Linked DNA regions of Homo sapiens: region 2 is linked to region 1. A link is a loop called in an ENCODE intact Hi-C map of the cell type or tissue named here. Cell type or tissue: Panc1. All regions are shown on one strand.

Region 1 (8,000 bases):
AGATGGCAGCTGGCATGAGACCCTAATTGGAAGAGGATCCTGTGACCTCCAAACCATGGAAGAGGATCCTGTGACCTCCAAACCAATTAAATGATTTCTCAGGAGCTGGGAACAGCTGCATGAGGAAAGCGCTTGTGATTGCTTTGAGAAATGGGTGATTTTTTTTTTCTCCCATGGAAGTCGCTTTAGTGATCTTAAAAGGTGTTGGCTGTGGGTGCTATTCAGGTCCAGAAAATTGGTCTCGGGAGAAGGAAGAAAAGTGACATTAGCAACCTGGCTTTTTCAACACAGGCTCTAACGAGGCTGAGATGGGTTGTTGGATAAATCATTGCTTCCAACTATCAGGAAAGTTGCCTGGCCCGGAAATAGGAGAAGGAACTGCAGATACACTTCTTTGATTGGGCAGAGAATTTAGGGGATTCGGGTTTGGAGCCTAAATCGTCACTGCAACTCCATTCAGGAACGTCCCTTGGGTGATGAAACTGTTCTATGTCTTGATTGTGGGATTGTTGCAGGATTATACGCATCAATCAAAACTCACAAAACTGTAAACTTCAAAGGGTCAATTTTACTCCATGTAAACCGTTCCTAATTTTAAAAACACACATACACAGTATCCTCTAGGCCTGCTCTCCTCACCTAGACCCAGGCAGGCCTCTGTGTGGTCTGTTAATCCCCTGCCCTGCTCACACCTTCTGGGGATCCTTGTGAAATTTTTAGAAAACAAGGAGGAGGAGAAAAAAACACCAACATAGGATTATGAACACGGAGAGATCTCTAAGTCCCCGGGGAGTTCTGATAATCCCGATGCCCAGGCCACCCCTGAATGGTGAAGTCAGAATCTCTGGGGCTGGGACCTGGCCTCATGATATTAAAGTTCCCCACCCGCCAGGTTGCCTGTAATAACAGACTGAGACCCCCACTCTAAATGATGAGTGGTTCATCTTTTCAATCCTTCACTGTTCTGTCTTTGGAGATTGTGTCAGAAGACCACATTTGAGGCTCTACATTCTCCCACCCCTGCCCACACCACCCCAAACTTCAGGGGCTGGGTGCCCCCAGATTTCTGTCTTGTTGCTATGGGGATTTTCAATAGGCTCTTCTCTCTCTCACCCAAGAATCAATTTGGAACTCTGGCCGCGGGCTTGGACTGCCTCCTGCCACCTGCCATTCCTCCTTAACTTCCTGCTAACATGTGTACATATCGTGTCCCCAGAGGAAGGAACTCTGGTTCCAGCTCCCCGCACTGTGGGTGAGAGTCCCCATGAACGCTAAGACAGGGCAAATCTCTCAGCCTCTTTGAGCCTCAGGCTTCTCATCAGCACGATGGGGAGGGTTGATGAGAGGATGTGCAAGGATTCACTTTGGAAATATAAGCATTCAAAGTCTAATTAATATTTCTTATAGATGGTGCCCTGGGGGTGGGACCTCGTGTCCTTCATCTCTTGATTTCCGACAAGAGTCACTGCAGCATCCTCACATGAACCCCCGATTATAGTTTGCCAAATTAATTATTATTAAAGCCTGTTTCTCATAGAGAAAACAATCAAGCCACTTTTGGGCTGAGAAATCTTCTGGATCCCAGTAACAAGTGGGTGGGTTAGCTCAGAGCTCAGTGCAGGCCTCTAAAACGGCAGAGCTCCTGTTGGGGAACCTGAAGTGTCCCAGGTTTCTGAGGACTCCTGTCCTCACAGAAGCCCTGTGACTGTGACTGTGCCCACCCGCCAGGAGGCAGGACAGTGAGCTCTGCCTGCCCACGAGCGCTGTCCCTAGCACAGCACTGGATTGTTCTGTTTCCTTTGAGGCACTGATGAGGTACGAGACTGTCTCCTCTGGAGGGGAAAATTAAGAGGCACAGTGGGGAGCTGTGTTGTGTTTTGAAGCTTTTCCAGAATTGATTTTGTTGGGAGACATTTTTTTTTAAAGAGTCCTTTCTTGAATGTTGGCAGAGTGGACAGACTGCCAGAAAAGGCTGTGATCCGGACACCCCACCCTGTCTGTGTGAGGTTGCCCCTGCCCCTCCGCAGTCCTAGGGAGGCTGCCCATCCTACCCAGGGTGCTGTGGGCTCCCGCTCAGGGGAAACAAGCCCAGGTGTGTGCTGCACTTGGCAGATCTGCTCAGGCAGCATCCGCATTTGTTTCCCATGGTTACTATAACAAAGTGCCACCAGCTGGGGGCTTAAAACCACAGACATGTATTCTCTTGCGGTTCTGGAGGCCAGAAGTCTGAATCAAGGTGTCTCATGCTCCCTCTGAAGGCTCTAGGGGAGAATCCTTCCATGCCTCTTCCTGGCTTCTAGTGGTTGCCCCCAAATCGTTGGGTGTTCCTTGGTTTGTAGCCAATCTCTGCCACTGTCATGATGTCACAGAGCCTTCTTTCCTGTGTCTTTATGTGACCTTCTTGGGAGGACATTAGTCATTGGATTTAGGGCCCACCCTAATCCAGTATGACCTCATCCTAACTAATTTTATCTACAAAGACCCTATCTCCAAATAAGATCCAATTAGACCTGAATTTTGGGGGGACACTCTTCAGACAGGTACATTATTCTTGGGTCTCGCTCACTCCAAGGCCATAGCGCCCTCTCCTGAGACCCTGCCCTGTGTTTTTACCCCAGTACCCATTGAGGAGCCACCATGGTCATGAGTTGGCATCTAGTGCAGAGTCTGATTGAACTCTATCAGAGGGGTCTTGTAGCAGCCTGAGCAGGGTGAGCTCAGCACCACTGTTGAAGACTGGCATTGTGGTGTGAGGGAAGGGGCAGGAGCCTGGATCCAGGAGACTGAGGTCAAGTTCCAGCGCACCCAGCTTCTCATGGAGGGACCTTGTGCCCTACTGCTGAGAAGGAAGCCACCTGCAGCCCCACGTTTAATGGGATTAAGTATAAGACTGTCTACATTAAAATTATCCCCCCATTCTCTGCAAGAAATTCCTGCCCAGTAAGAAAAAGTTATAAATAACTTTATTATTTGTTTTATTAACTTTCTGAAAATCCATTTATCTGCACTTTTACTTATCACTCAACTAGACTTCATTTGGGTAAGAAGACCCTTTCTCAAACAATGCATTGTTCATTTGGGCTTATCAAGCAACCGTTTACTCTTAAGGTTCATTCAAACTTTCCCCACTCTGTGTCTCCCAATCCTCAAAGTTTATATCAGTAACTTCAGGCCGGGCGTGGTGGCTCATGCCTGTAATCCCAGCACTTTGGGAGGCTGAGGCGAATAGATTGCCTGAGTCCAGGCGTTTGAGACCAGCCTGGGCAAAATGATGAGACACCATCTTTATAAAAAATACAAAAATTAGCCAAGCATGGTGGTGCACACCTAAAGTCCCAGGCTGAGGTGGGAGAATCACTTGAATCTGGAAGGTGGAGGCTGCAGTGAGCCATGATCACACCACTGCACTCTATACTGGGAGGATGGGAGTGAAGAACTTCATCTAATCCCAGCCAGTCAGCTGCACCTCAATGAAGACTCATCTTAAACCATATCCCCCAAATCACATAGATATGGCACCCTTGAGCTGCCTGTTCTGAGGCAGTGGCCTCTCTTGAAGAAAGCAATCAGCTGAGCTCTGCCGGCTCCACAGGTTATTTAGGTGGCATTTTGTGGGGAGTTGGCAGTTGAAGCCTCTCTGAGTGTCCATCTCATATAATACACACACACACACACACACACACACACACACACACACACACATATATATATTTTTGAGACAGAGTCTCGCTCTGTCGCCCAGGCTGGAGTGCAGTGGCGCGATCTCCGCTCACTGCAAGCTCCGCCTCCCAGGTTCATGCCATTCTCCTGCCTCAGCCTCTCTAGTAGCTGGGACTACAGGCACCCGCCACCATGCCCGGCTAATTTTTTGTATTTTTAGTAGAGATGGGGTTTCACCGTGTTAGCCAGGATGGTCTCAATCTCTTGACCTTGTGATCCACCCGCCTTGGCCTCCCAAAGTAATGGCATTACAGGCGTGAGCCACCGCACCTGGCCTCCATCTCCTATATTTTATATGTTATACACAGTATATGTAAAATATATCAATGCATATATATTTTATATATTACCTATAAACATAATTTTGCTTTATATAGTCTGTAAAATGGGGATAACAGTTCCTACTTTACCTACCACACAGGTTCATGGGCTCCCCACTCTTTGGCATCCTGCACCAGAGAGGACAGTGCAGACCAGGGAAAATTCTCTCCAGCCAGGAAGCAGTCTGAGCCTGAAAGGAACAGTTGCCCACTTACATTTGGAGTCTCTTCAATGTGATGTGTCTGTGTAATAATTCTGTAAATTATAGGCCATTGTCTAAACCTTAGGGACAATTATTAGAAGTTAGATATTTTTGTCCCTCCACCCTCAAACAGAGGTTTTTGAACCAAATAGCAAAATTTTGTGAGCTAAAATTGGCTACTTGTATAGAAATTCTGGGCCCTCAACCAAGAGTTTCTTTTGTTAATTAGACATAGAAACCCCCAACCTCCCTGGGGCTCAGGATTGACTTGGATGATGTCGGGTTCCTGTGGGGAGATGGGGGCACAGTGCCAGGCAGTCTCCTTTGTCTTCCTCCACCCACCCTCTGTGCCTCATGTTGCTCTACCACATGGGAGTCACAGGAATAATTACTCGTCCAATAAGCCAAGAAATTAATATTTAATCATAGGGTACCTACTGAAAGTTTAGTAGACCTAGACCGATTTTAGAGAGTTTTCTGATAGGTATTTTATGTAAAACGGAGAAGGAAATTTTGCTATTTTGAAGTTGCGCATAATCCCTCCTAGGTTTAGCAACATATTGTGATGGCTTCTCTGGGTATATCTAATATAGACGGTGATTCTGGGGGTGAAACTTCTGCCGATCAGGTAGTTGTGAACCGAGCAGCACATCTGTAGTGTGGCCAAGAGAAAACCAAGACACAAATCAACCTTCAACTTTCCTCATCTGTCCCTACAATGTCTTTGAGACTTGGTTCTGAGTCAGGACCCCATCAAGGTTTGGGCATTGTGTTCAGTCCCTGTGCACCTTTAGTCTGTGTTAGTCTAAAATAGTTCCTCAACCTTTTTGTCCCTTATGATGTTGACTTTTGGAGAAGATGATCAATTTCTTTATTGAATATTCCACCTTCTGGATTTTGTCAGATTGTGTCCTCATGGTGTTATTTAACTTGTTTCTCTCTTATGCAAAGTGGAAGTTAGGGCTCAAGTCTTGATTAGATTCATTTTTGGGCAAGAACATAGATTTTTAAAATAATCTTTTTCTGTGATAATAATACCAAGTTCATTGTAGAAAAACTTAGAGAAAAAAAAATGAAGGTAGCCTGTAATCCTGCCATCCTGCCATGCTTATATTAATTTATACATCCACCAGCCATGTATGAGCCTTCTCATTTTGCCAAAACTTCACCAAGCCAGAACTTTCTTTAAAAAAATTTTGAAAGGTAAAAAAAAAAAGATATCTAATTTGAGCTTTTGTACCTATTTAAGGAAACTGAGCATACTTCCATATGTTCATTAGATGTGTTTCTTTGTCATCTAATCTATATTTTTTTCTGTGGACGCAAAGAGTCCTTTATCTATATTAAGAAGAGTAATCCTGTGTCATATATCTTGGAAAATAAAAAGTAATCTTGGATCTACCTGTTGAGAGAACTCTGGGGCAAGGCACAGAGGAAGCCCTTGGCATGCTGCCTGGCACATGGGAGATGCCCAGCACAGGCTGGGTGCACACTGCCCTTGCAGAGGTCTACCCCCAGGTGATCCCAGGAAAGCCCGGGGTCATGCCCCCTCCTGTGGCCACAGGGACCCTGTGATCAACCACCAAGTTGAAGCTCAAAGCTCCTCCTGACCCTGCCTCCCCACCTCCCACTTACTTCATTCCCCTCTCCCCAGCCGCTCCTCGTGGATCCAGCCCCACTTGGATTTGCCCCTTGATTTTCCCTCGGCTGAGCTACAGCACAGAGGAAGGTGCCTACCTTCAAAGAAAGCCTGGCCCAGGCTGGCCCTGGGCATGAGAACATCTCCTGCAGGCTAATTATTTGGTGCCCCATGAGGCTGATTTTTTAAAAGACATCTGTAATAGGAAGTAGATAGAAAGCAATTTCCTATTAAAAAAAAAAAATCAGCATGCAGAAAGAGCTTTTGTCCTTTATGTTCCCAGAGTGGCTTCTCTAAATCTTCCTTCTGTGTTTTCCATGTTGCAGTCACCACTGGCTGGTCTCCCTCCTCCAACCAGACGGTGAATGCCCAGAAAGGGGAGACTTCCTTCAGTGGTCTTAGAGTGCCCAGCACCTGGAGCAGTGTCTGGCACAGAGAAGGCGCTGGGATGAATTACTCACCCTATTTCTCTAAAAGGCTGCAGTAGACACATGAGTGCCAAGAGAGGAGCAAGAAACCCAAACATTACTGATCTCAGGCCACTGTGGACACAGATGCGCAGACCCTGATGGCTTGGGTCCCCATGCACAGGCTGCAGAGGGAAGCCCAGGGACTCCCCCTGCTCCCTTCAACTGTTCCAGGATTTTCATTTTTCCACATCCTAAGTCACATTCAGCTCATCTTGTCATAGATTAACTTTAAAATGTAGCAATTCAGCTTGGAGAGGGAGAGAGAGAGAGGAAAAAGAAGAGAGCTGGAGGGAATCTGAAAGCGGCCTGGGAGTGGAAGGGCCACCATGCTGCCCTGGACACCAGGAACAGGAAATCGGATTTGAGGCAGAGAAGCTGTAGGTGGAAGGGGCTTCAGAGAAGGCTCTAGGCTAGCTCGAGCAGTTTACAACAACCTGATGTAGCTCTTCCCCACCACCTGTATGGTTTAAATCATTTCAGCATTTAAAAAAGAAAACAGCCCTGTTAGAAATCTGCTGTGGGCAAAGAGGAAAACATAGAAAATGATACCAATCATCCATTCTCTATTTTTTCTTTCTCCGGGCCCCATAGTGGCAAGATGCTCTCCTCTTTCTGGGCCCTCGCAGGATAAATGCAACTTCTAGGAATAGGATTCAGCAACCCACCCACCAACGCAATCCAGACGAGAACAATCCGCTCATCCTAACCACTTCCTTGTGTCCCTGTGCAGTTGCTTCTGTCCTCAGGCAGCCACTGATCTGCCTTCTGTCCTTATAGCTTTGCCTTTTCTAGAATCGCACATAAGTGCACTCACATAATACATGATCTTTTGACTTCTTTAACATAATGCTTTTTGATTCTTCTGTGTTGTTCCATGCATTGCTATTTTGTTCCTTTTTATTGACAAGTGGTATTTCACTGCATGCACATTCTACAGTCTGTTTTTCCATTCACATTAATGGACATTTGGGTTGCTCCCAGGTGGATCTGAATAAAACCACTATGAACATTCATGTACACATCTTTGCATGAACATATGTTTTCATTCCTATTAGGCAAATATCTAGAAGTGGAATGTATGGGTCTTATAGTAAGTTTAGGTTTAACTTTAAAAGATCCTGCCACATTGTTTTCCAGAATGGCTGCACCGCTCTGCATTTTGCCTGGCGATGTATGAGAGATCTGGCTGCTCCACATCCTTATCAGCCCTTGGCATTCTCTGTTTATTTTGTTTATTTGTTTTAGCTATTCTCATCGCTGTGTTGTGGTGTATCATTGTGGTTTTACTTGGCATTTCCCCAGTGATGCTGAGCATCTTTTCAAGTGTTTATTGGTAATTTGTATATCTTCATTGGCAAAATGCTCAATATTTTTGCTATTTTTTTGTGTTAGATTGTTTTATTATTGAATTGCATAATGCTTAATATTTGTCAGCTAAATTTCTCTATGAAAATTTTACTCCAGTCTGAGGAGTAAATATCTGATTTCTATCTCAACTGCTTTATCACACTTAAAGAGACAGATTTAATAAGAGAAAAACTCAAAATATGTTTCTATCCAGGTTGTGCTGACCACAACAAAGCTATGTCTGATCTACTGTGCATGTTAAAATGAAAAAAAAATTTGTGATCCGAATCCTAAGTATGGC
Region 2 (8,000 bases), 300 kb before region 1:
TCCCCACCCTGTCCTCATTGGCTCGGGATCTGGAATGCAAGGTGCTTTTGCTTGGCTCCAAGACTCTGCTTGTGTGTTTTCCACCTGGAGCCCTGTGCTCATTCCTTCCTCCCCTCAGCTGGCCACACCCTCTGTGTCCCTTCCTCAGCCTGAGGGCCACCTTCCTTCTGCCCTGCCCTGGCTGCATTCGGTGCCCTGTGAGACGCCACCACAGTCCCCATAGCTTCAACCATCAGCCAGCCCTGGAAAACATGGGGCCTCTGGTTGCCTCATGTTTAGAAAGCATACTTCGTTCATTTTCCTACCACTGAAGGGCCAAGATAGAGTTGGGCCAAGGTGAGAAAACCAAGAAAGCAAAGCAGTTAACAAAAATATTAATTTTCTTTTACCATCTGCTACCCACCCAGAGTTCCAGGAACAAGGCCCCTTTTAGGTTATGTAATCATCAGGCTCCAAATTGTCTCCCGAGGGCCCAGCTGTGAATATAAAACCCTTCCCACTCTGAGAATGTGAGAGGTGGAGCCCAGTGTCGTTGAGGGGCCGTGCAAATGCTCTGCTCCGTGCTCAGGGCCCCCACCCTTGGCAGGACTACTGTGCACTGGGCCAGCCCAGCTGGCCTCCTGCTTCCCTGGCCTACTACATAAGAGATCCCTCCCTAAGTCAGACAGGGGAAGGTGGGGTCCCTAGAAGGCAGGGAAAAGCCTGAAGTACATAGTATTGTATTTTCTTTTGGAAGAATCTCAAACTCAGAAAATTTGCAACGACAGTACAAAGAACATTCTCCCCCTGAACTATGTAAGTTGTCAACACAGTACCATATCGCTGTCTAATACTTCAGTATGTGTGTTTCCTACAGACAAAGACACTCTCCTACATAATCACAGCACACCATCAAGTAGGACCATAACAGGGATACCGTCATGCGTTGCTTAACAATGGGAATACGTTCTGAGAAATGCATTGTCAGGCGAGTTCATCGTTGTGCTACCATGACAGAGTGTACTTACACAAACCTAGGTGGCATAGCCTACTACACACCTAGGCTCTCAGGTATGGTATGTTGCTCCTAGGCTACAAACCTGTACAGCACGTGACTGCACTGAATACTGTAGGCAGTTGTAACATAATGGTAAGTATTTGTGTATCTCAACATAGAAAAAGTGGAGTAAAAATATGGTATAAAACAGCAGTCCCCAACCTTTTTGGCACCAGGGACTGGTTTCATGGAAGACAATTTTCCCACGGATGCGGGGTTGGGGTGATGGTTTCAGGATGAAACTGTTCCACCTCAGATCATTGGGCGTTAGATTCTCATAAGGAGTGTGCAACCTAGACCTTCTCATGCACAGTTCACAATAGGGCTTGTGCTCCCATGAGAATGTAATGCTGCTGCTGACCTGACAGGAGGCGGAGCTCAGGTGGTAATGCTCGCCTACCCACCACTCACCTCCTGCTGATGGGCCTAGTTGCTAACAGGCCACGGACCAGTACTGTGGACCAGTACTGGTCCATAGCCTGGAGGTTGGGGACTCCTGATATAAAAGATAAAGAAAATGATACACTGGTATAGGGCACTTACCATGAATGGAGCTTGCAGGACTGGAAGTTGCTCTGAGTGAGTCAGTGAGTGGTGAGTGAACGTGGACATTACTGTACACTACTCTGGACTCTATAAAACACTGCACACATAAGCTGCATTACATTTTTTTAAAAAATGGTTTTCTTTTTTAATAATAAATTAACCTGAGCTTACCATAACTTTTTTTACTTTGTAAACTTTTGAACTCATTTAACTTTTTTACTTTTATAACATTTAGCTTAAAACACAAACACATTGAACAGTTGTACAAAATTATTTTCTCTATATCCTTATTCTATAGGCTTTTTCTAGTTATTATTACTTTTTTACTTTTTAAACTTTTTGTTAAAAACTAAGACACAAACGCACATTAGCCCATGCCTACACAGGGTCAGGATTATCAGTGTCACTGTCTTCCACCTCCACCTCTTGTCTCAGTGGGAGGTCTTCAGGGACAGTCACACACATGGAGCTATCATATCCTATGATAACAGTGCCTTCTTCTGGAAAACCTCCTGATGGACCCACCTTAGGCTGTTTCACAGTTAACTTTTTTAAAAAAAAAGTAGAAAGAGTACACTCTAAAATAATGATAAAAAGTATAGCACAGTAAATACATAAACCAGTGACACGGTCATTTATTATCATCGTATTAGTTCATTCTCGCACTGCTATAAAGAACTGCCCAAGAATGGGTAATTTAGAAAGGAAAGAGGTTTAATTGACTCACAGTTCTGCATGGCTGGGGAGGCCTCAGGAAACTAATAATCATGGTGGAAGGCAAAGGAGAAGCAGACACCTTCTTCACATGGCAGCAGGACAGAGTGAGTACAAGCAGGGGAAATGCCAGATGCTTATAAAACCATCAGATCTCATGAGACTCACTATCACGAGAACAGCATGGGAGAAACTTGCCCCCATGGTTCAATGACCTCCACCTGGTCTTTCCCATGACACATGGGGATTATGAGGATTACAATTCAAGGTGAGATTTTGGGTGGGGACACAGCCAAGCCATATCATTCCACCCCGGCCCCTCCCAAATCTCATGCTCTCACATTTCAAAGCACAATCATGTGGGGCAGAATGATATGGTTTGACTATGTTCTCACCCAAATTCTTATCTTGAATTGTAATCCTCATAATGCCCATGTGTCAAGGGAGAGACCAGGTGGAGGTCATTGAACGATGGGGGTGGTTTCCCCCATGCTGTCCTTGTGATAGTGAGTTCTCATGAGATCTTATGGTTTTATAAGTGTTTGGCAGTTCCTCCTGCATTCATTGTACCTCCTGCCTCCTTGCGAAGAAGGTGTTTGTTTCCCCTTCACCTTCTGCCACAATTGTAAATTTCCTGAGGCCTCCCCAGCCGTGTGGAACTGTAAATCAATTAAACCTCTTTCCTTTCTAAATTACCCAGTCTTGGGCAGTTCTTTAGAGTAGTGTGAAAACGGACTAACAAAATCAAGTATTATGTGCTAACATGACCTTATATGCTCTACTTCGATATGACTGGCAGTAAATTTGTTTACACCAGCATCACCACAAACTTGGGAATAATGAGTTGCACTATGACTTTACAACCCTTTGTGACATCACTAGGTGTTAGGAATTTTTCTGCCCCATTATAATCTTATGGAAGCATATCACATATGTGGCCTGTTGTTGACTGAACTGTCATGATGCAGCATGTGACAACACATCACTGCCGTGTGCTCCTCAGACCCCATCAGATTTCTCTGGTTGTCCCAACTGCATCCTTGAGAATGGAGGGTCCAGTCCAGAATCACATATTGCATTTAGTTCTGTGTCTTCAGTCTCCTTCAGCCTGAAACACTTCCTCAGCCAGGAGCTTTGAAAATTACTGGCAGTCATTTTGCAGAATGCTCCTCCATTTGGGATTGTCTGATGTCTCTCTGGCCGGAGTCCTATGGAGTGATGCCACATTCTCACTGCAGCCCCCCAGGTGCTGCAAGCTTTTTATTGGCCCTGTTGATGTTTACTTTGGTCACAGATGAGGTGATGTCTGCCAGCCTTCTTCACCATGAAGTTGCTCTTTTTCTCTCTGGAATGGATAAGTGTTTTGTGGGCAGATACTTTGAGGCTATGTAAACATCCCATTGAAGAACATCAGACTTTCAATGCGTTCCCTTACTTACTTATATCTGTGTGCACTGGTGGTTTCCCATCTGTTACTGTCACTATGTTGGTGCTCAAATTGTCCCTGATTCTGACCACTGAAGGCTCCTTCAAGCTGGCTCTGTGTCCTACTGACGTGTTCCCATTATTCATTAAGCACTTCCTTGTTTTCTGGCAAAACAACAAGTTCCGGGCTCATTTTCTGCACCCCACTCCTACTTCCCAGTGCTAGAATCAGCCGTTTCTGCAAGGTGCTCTGGTTCCTTTAGTGGAAAGTCATATTCAGAAGCCAGTATTCAGGTGCTAGGAGTGCTCCAGGCTATGCGGGGCTGGCTGCTCCAGGCCCCCCAGTGACTGTGGGGACTAGACACACACACATTTCCATCTATATATATGGACTTATCTTTATGTATTCAAGGCCACAAGGGTACACTGATCATTCCGATTTTAATCCCACACAACAGGATTCATTCCAGTTTTCTCTCCATATACATAACTTCCTTCTCTGACAATAGGAAACCTAACTCCCACTGTCTTCAGTAGATTTATTTGATCAGTATCCCTGTGTGTAACCAATCTCCCGTCTCTGCCACCAGCCTCTCTCCCACATGGATCCCCTCCTTGCCTCACTTGGACTCCAGCACTCCAGGCAGGGCCTTTGCTTTCCCCAGGATGCTCCCTCCACCCTGCTGGGCTCCCACACCCCACACCAGTCCACCCCTTGAGGGCACATTCTCCCCACATCCTCTCTGGTACCTCTGGGGCACGATGGCTTCTCCCTCCGCCACCTTTGCTATGCCCCACTTTGTGGCTTTAGGACAGGACTCAGGAGAAAGGGAAGACAAGAAGGGAAGGAATCCCTTGGATTTTTTAACCAAAAAATGCATCAAGTACATGGAGACAGAGCCACAAAATAATCATAACAAATATTCTAAACCAATCAGACAGCCAGCCCCAGATCACCCTATAAGGGGGCATTGCTACCCCGTGACAGCTGGGTAGCCTGGGCAAATTCCCTAACCTCACCGAGCCTCAATTTCCTCAATGGTAAAATGGGGAAAGGACAGTGCTTCCCTCGTGGTTTGGGTGTGAAGCTTCTGTGAGTTAATGTTAGTGAACAGCCAGCCTCAGCCCCTACCCAAGGTAGCTGCTCCGCAGATGTGATGACAACCACCGTGTGTTTCTCAGAATCCTAGGAAATAAGGGCTTCTTTCTAGAAGGCAGGGCCAGGATGCTGCGTGGGTGTTCCCTGGCAGAGAGGCTCTGTGGCCCTCAGGACTTCATCCTTCTGCAGGCTTGTGTGTTTGTTTTATTTTTTTGGCACGCCTGCAGCCAAGTTGGGGAGGGTTTCCTGGACAGAGGTCCTTTGGCTGCTGCCTTAAGACGTGCAGCCTGGGCCGTGGCTGTCACTGCGTTCGGACCCAGACCCGCTGCAGGCAGCAGCAGCCCCCGCCCGCGCAGCAGCATGGAGCTCTGGGGGGCCTACCTCCTCCTCTGCCTCTTCTCCCTCCTGACCCAGGTCACCACCGAGCCACCAACCCAGAAGCCCAAGAAGATTGTAAATGCCAAGAAAGGTAAGGAGGGGGACAGAGCCCTGTGCCATCTTCCAGGGAGCAGGTCCCCCTCTCCTTAGTGTGTCCTCATGCTCCTTTCCTTCATTTTCCTCCTTTTGAGTCATCTAGGGAACTTGAGTAAAGTGGGCTTTGGGGCTTGGGGGAGTTCTCTCATAGCAGAGTTGGTTGTCAGAATCATAAGAATCCCTGACCCTTAGAGTTGGGAAGAACCTTCCAGATCATCCAAACTGATCTTTGCTCTTCTCTCCTCCCCTCATCCCCAATATTTTAAAGAAACCAAACCTTTGGCCTGGGAGTCTGGCAGCGCTCAGCCCTTACCAGGGAGAGCTGCACAGGCTGGGCTTTGGAGTCTTCCAACCTGTTTTCTCAACTGTAAAATGGGGACAGTGGTATTTGTTCAAAGACTTCTCATGAAGATTTTATGATACAAAATATATAAAGGCACCTCACTTGTTGCTTGATGCACAGGGAAAAGAAAAAGAAGAAGAAATGAATTCTCATTTCTGTAGCATATCACAGCCTTCAGGAAATAAATGTAACTCAGACTAGTCCACCAGAAGCAGCTTTGCTCTGCTTTGTAGCCTCTGGGGATTGGGGTGTCCCTCGGTTGCTTTGGCTACAGCAAGACTTGCCCTTGCAGCCCCGCCTGCAGTGAGGTCACCCCAGGCTGTGTTGAGACAACATCAGTGGAATGTCATGGCAATGGACGGGGCTGTCACCCCCCCAGGGAGCAGAGGCTAGAAGAGAGTCCAAGGGGATGAGGGTGGGGACTGAGGCAGAGAAACAAGCAGCTAGGACCAAGGGCACAGAAAAGGAAAGAAGGGGCTGTGGGGGCCTCCCTTAGGCCCTCCCGGGGCTCTTCATAAATGGACAGTTGCCCACTGGCCAGGAACTAGTGCAGTGCATAAAGGGACATCGGGGCCATGGGGCCTCACAACACTGTGACAAAGAATGGGGCAAATCTGGCTGCTGATAAAAAAATCATCTTCAAGATTCAGTTTACAAAGTGAAAAAAGAAACATTCAAAAGAGAATGAGTATGATGCTGACATTTGCTTTGAAAAAGGGATTTATATAATAATACATTTTTACTTGTATGTGCATAAGTTCTTTCTGGAAGGATCCACAAGAGTGAGTAACAGTGATTACCTCTGGGAAGAAAAACCAGGGGCTGGGCGCAGTCTCAACTGGGAAAGAAACCAGCTTTTTGAACTGTTTGGATTTTAAAAAATTATGTGTGTATATTACCTTCCACAAAATGTTCATTTAAAAAGAGAAGACAATACCGTGCATAGTTACGTCTATGAGCATTAGCCAAAATCGCCACCAAGGGAGAGCCTTTGTAAAAGATGCAGCTCCAAAGGCAAATCATAGAATTTTTGAATGTGGAAAACCATCGCCAGCTTCTCAAGTTTACCAAAGATTCAGTATTAATATAATTATGTAAATCTTTTTAAACTCATGTTAAAAAAAAAAGGGTCAGAGCACGTGATGCCTTGGTTCTCTCCAGCTGTCACACTTGAACCCTGGCCCTATGTGGTCTCCATAGAAGGGGCCCCTGGAGTTCCAGGGCTACAGGCCAACAGAACAGCCACCCAGGCCCTGCCTCTCGCTGAAACCCATGGCAGTCTCCCGCCCACCAACATGGCAGGCACTTATAGAGCTCTTTCTCCACGTAGGCACCAGTCTATATGCTGGACACACAGCAGAGAAACACCGTCTCTGCTCTTAAGACATGAACCATGGTGGTTCTCACTCAGGCATCAACATCATCTGGGAGATACATTAGAATCCAGGTGCCTTGGCCAGGCGTGGTGGCTCAAGCCTGTAATCTCAGCACTTTAGGAGGCCAAGGTGGGAGGATCGCTTGAGGCCAGGAGTTCAAGACAAGTCTGGCCAACATGGTGAAACCCTGTCTCTACTAAAAATACAAAAATTAGCTGAGTGTGATGGTGTACACGTGTAGTCCCAGCTACTCAGGAGGCTGAGGCAGGAGAATTGCTTGAACCTGGGAGGTGGAGGTTGCAATGGGCCGAGATTGCACCACTGCACTCCAGCCTGGGTGACAGAGTAAGTGAGACTCCGTCTCAAAAATAAATCAATAAATAAAATAAAAGTTAAGAATTCAGGTGCTTGGGCCCCACCCCTGGAAATGCTGGTTTAGGGATCTTGGTGAGTTTAGCATCTGCCTTTTCCACAGGTCTTCAGGGATTCCTAGGAGCAGCCAGGAATGAGAATCTCAGGGGCAATCTAGTTGCAGGGCTGGTGCCCAAAAGTACGGGAGAAAGTCCAAAGAAGGGACGGTCATGCCAGAGGAGACCAGTTGGTGCCAGGGCCAAGAGGGGGAGAGCAAGTGGCAGGACTGGCAAAGGAAGGGAATGCCAGCATATGCTAAGTCCTTGTCCTGGCCCTCAGGGTGGGTGAGAAGCGGGGAGCCTAGAGTACTTCTGGGAGCTCATCTGTTCTTGGGGCCACATGGTCACACCTGGCAGGGAAGCTCCGGAGGGAAGGATGGCCTCATAGGAGTCACAGGCCTTTAGAACAGGGAACTGGGGGAACCTGGAGGGCATCCATTCTAACATCACGCAGAAGGAACCTGAGGCTCAGAGAGTGGGCCAGCACAAAGGCCTCCTGACTCTGCCCAGGGCCGTAGAGACACCTACTCCCACAGCTTCCTCAGGTGGAGCTAATGAGAGTAGCTTCCTGTACCTT

Evidence for each region. Peaks named below come from ENCODE experiments on the same cell type or tissue, not always from the same donor. Only the 100,000 strongest peaks of a DNase experiment are listed, where the experiment ranks them.
Region 2: a loop joins it to region 1, with 4 times the contacts of the local background. A loop is called at or near these places in 5 of 110 quality-filtered maps.

What each region holds. Positions count from the first base shown.
Region 1 is chr3:45,320,069-45,328,068 of GRCh38, forward strand. The region is part of intron 2 of LOC105377061 (a long non-coding RNA gene); the gene reads left to right. LOC105377062 (a long non-coding RNA gene) reads right to left here. Exons shown (of 3, transcript XR_940798.2): 3 at 7,765-8,000. Among named protein-coding and RNA genes, the nearest start is that of LARS2, 65 kb to the right of the region's middle. RefSeq lists an enhancer at 1,931-2,431. In Panc1, no CTCF peak of the experiment used is centred here; no DNase peak of the experiment used is centred here; H3K27me3 peaks cover 270 bases.
Region 2 is chr3:45,021,183-45,029,182 of GRCh38, forward strand. CLEC3B (C-type lectin domain family 3 member B) reads left to right here and starts at 5,121. Exons shown (of 3, transcript NM_003278.3): 1 at 5,121-5,289. The coding sequence starts at 5,181. RefSeq lists enhancers at 5,501-6,002, 6,003-6,502. In Panc1, no CTCF peak of the experiment used is centred here; no DNase peak of the experiment used is centred here.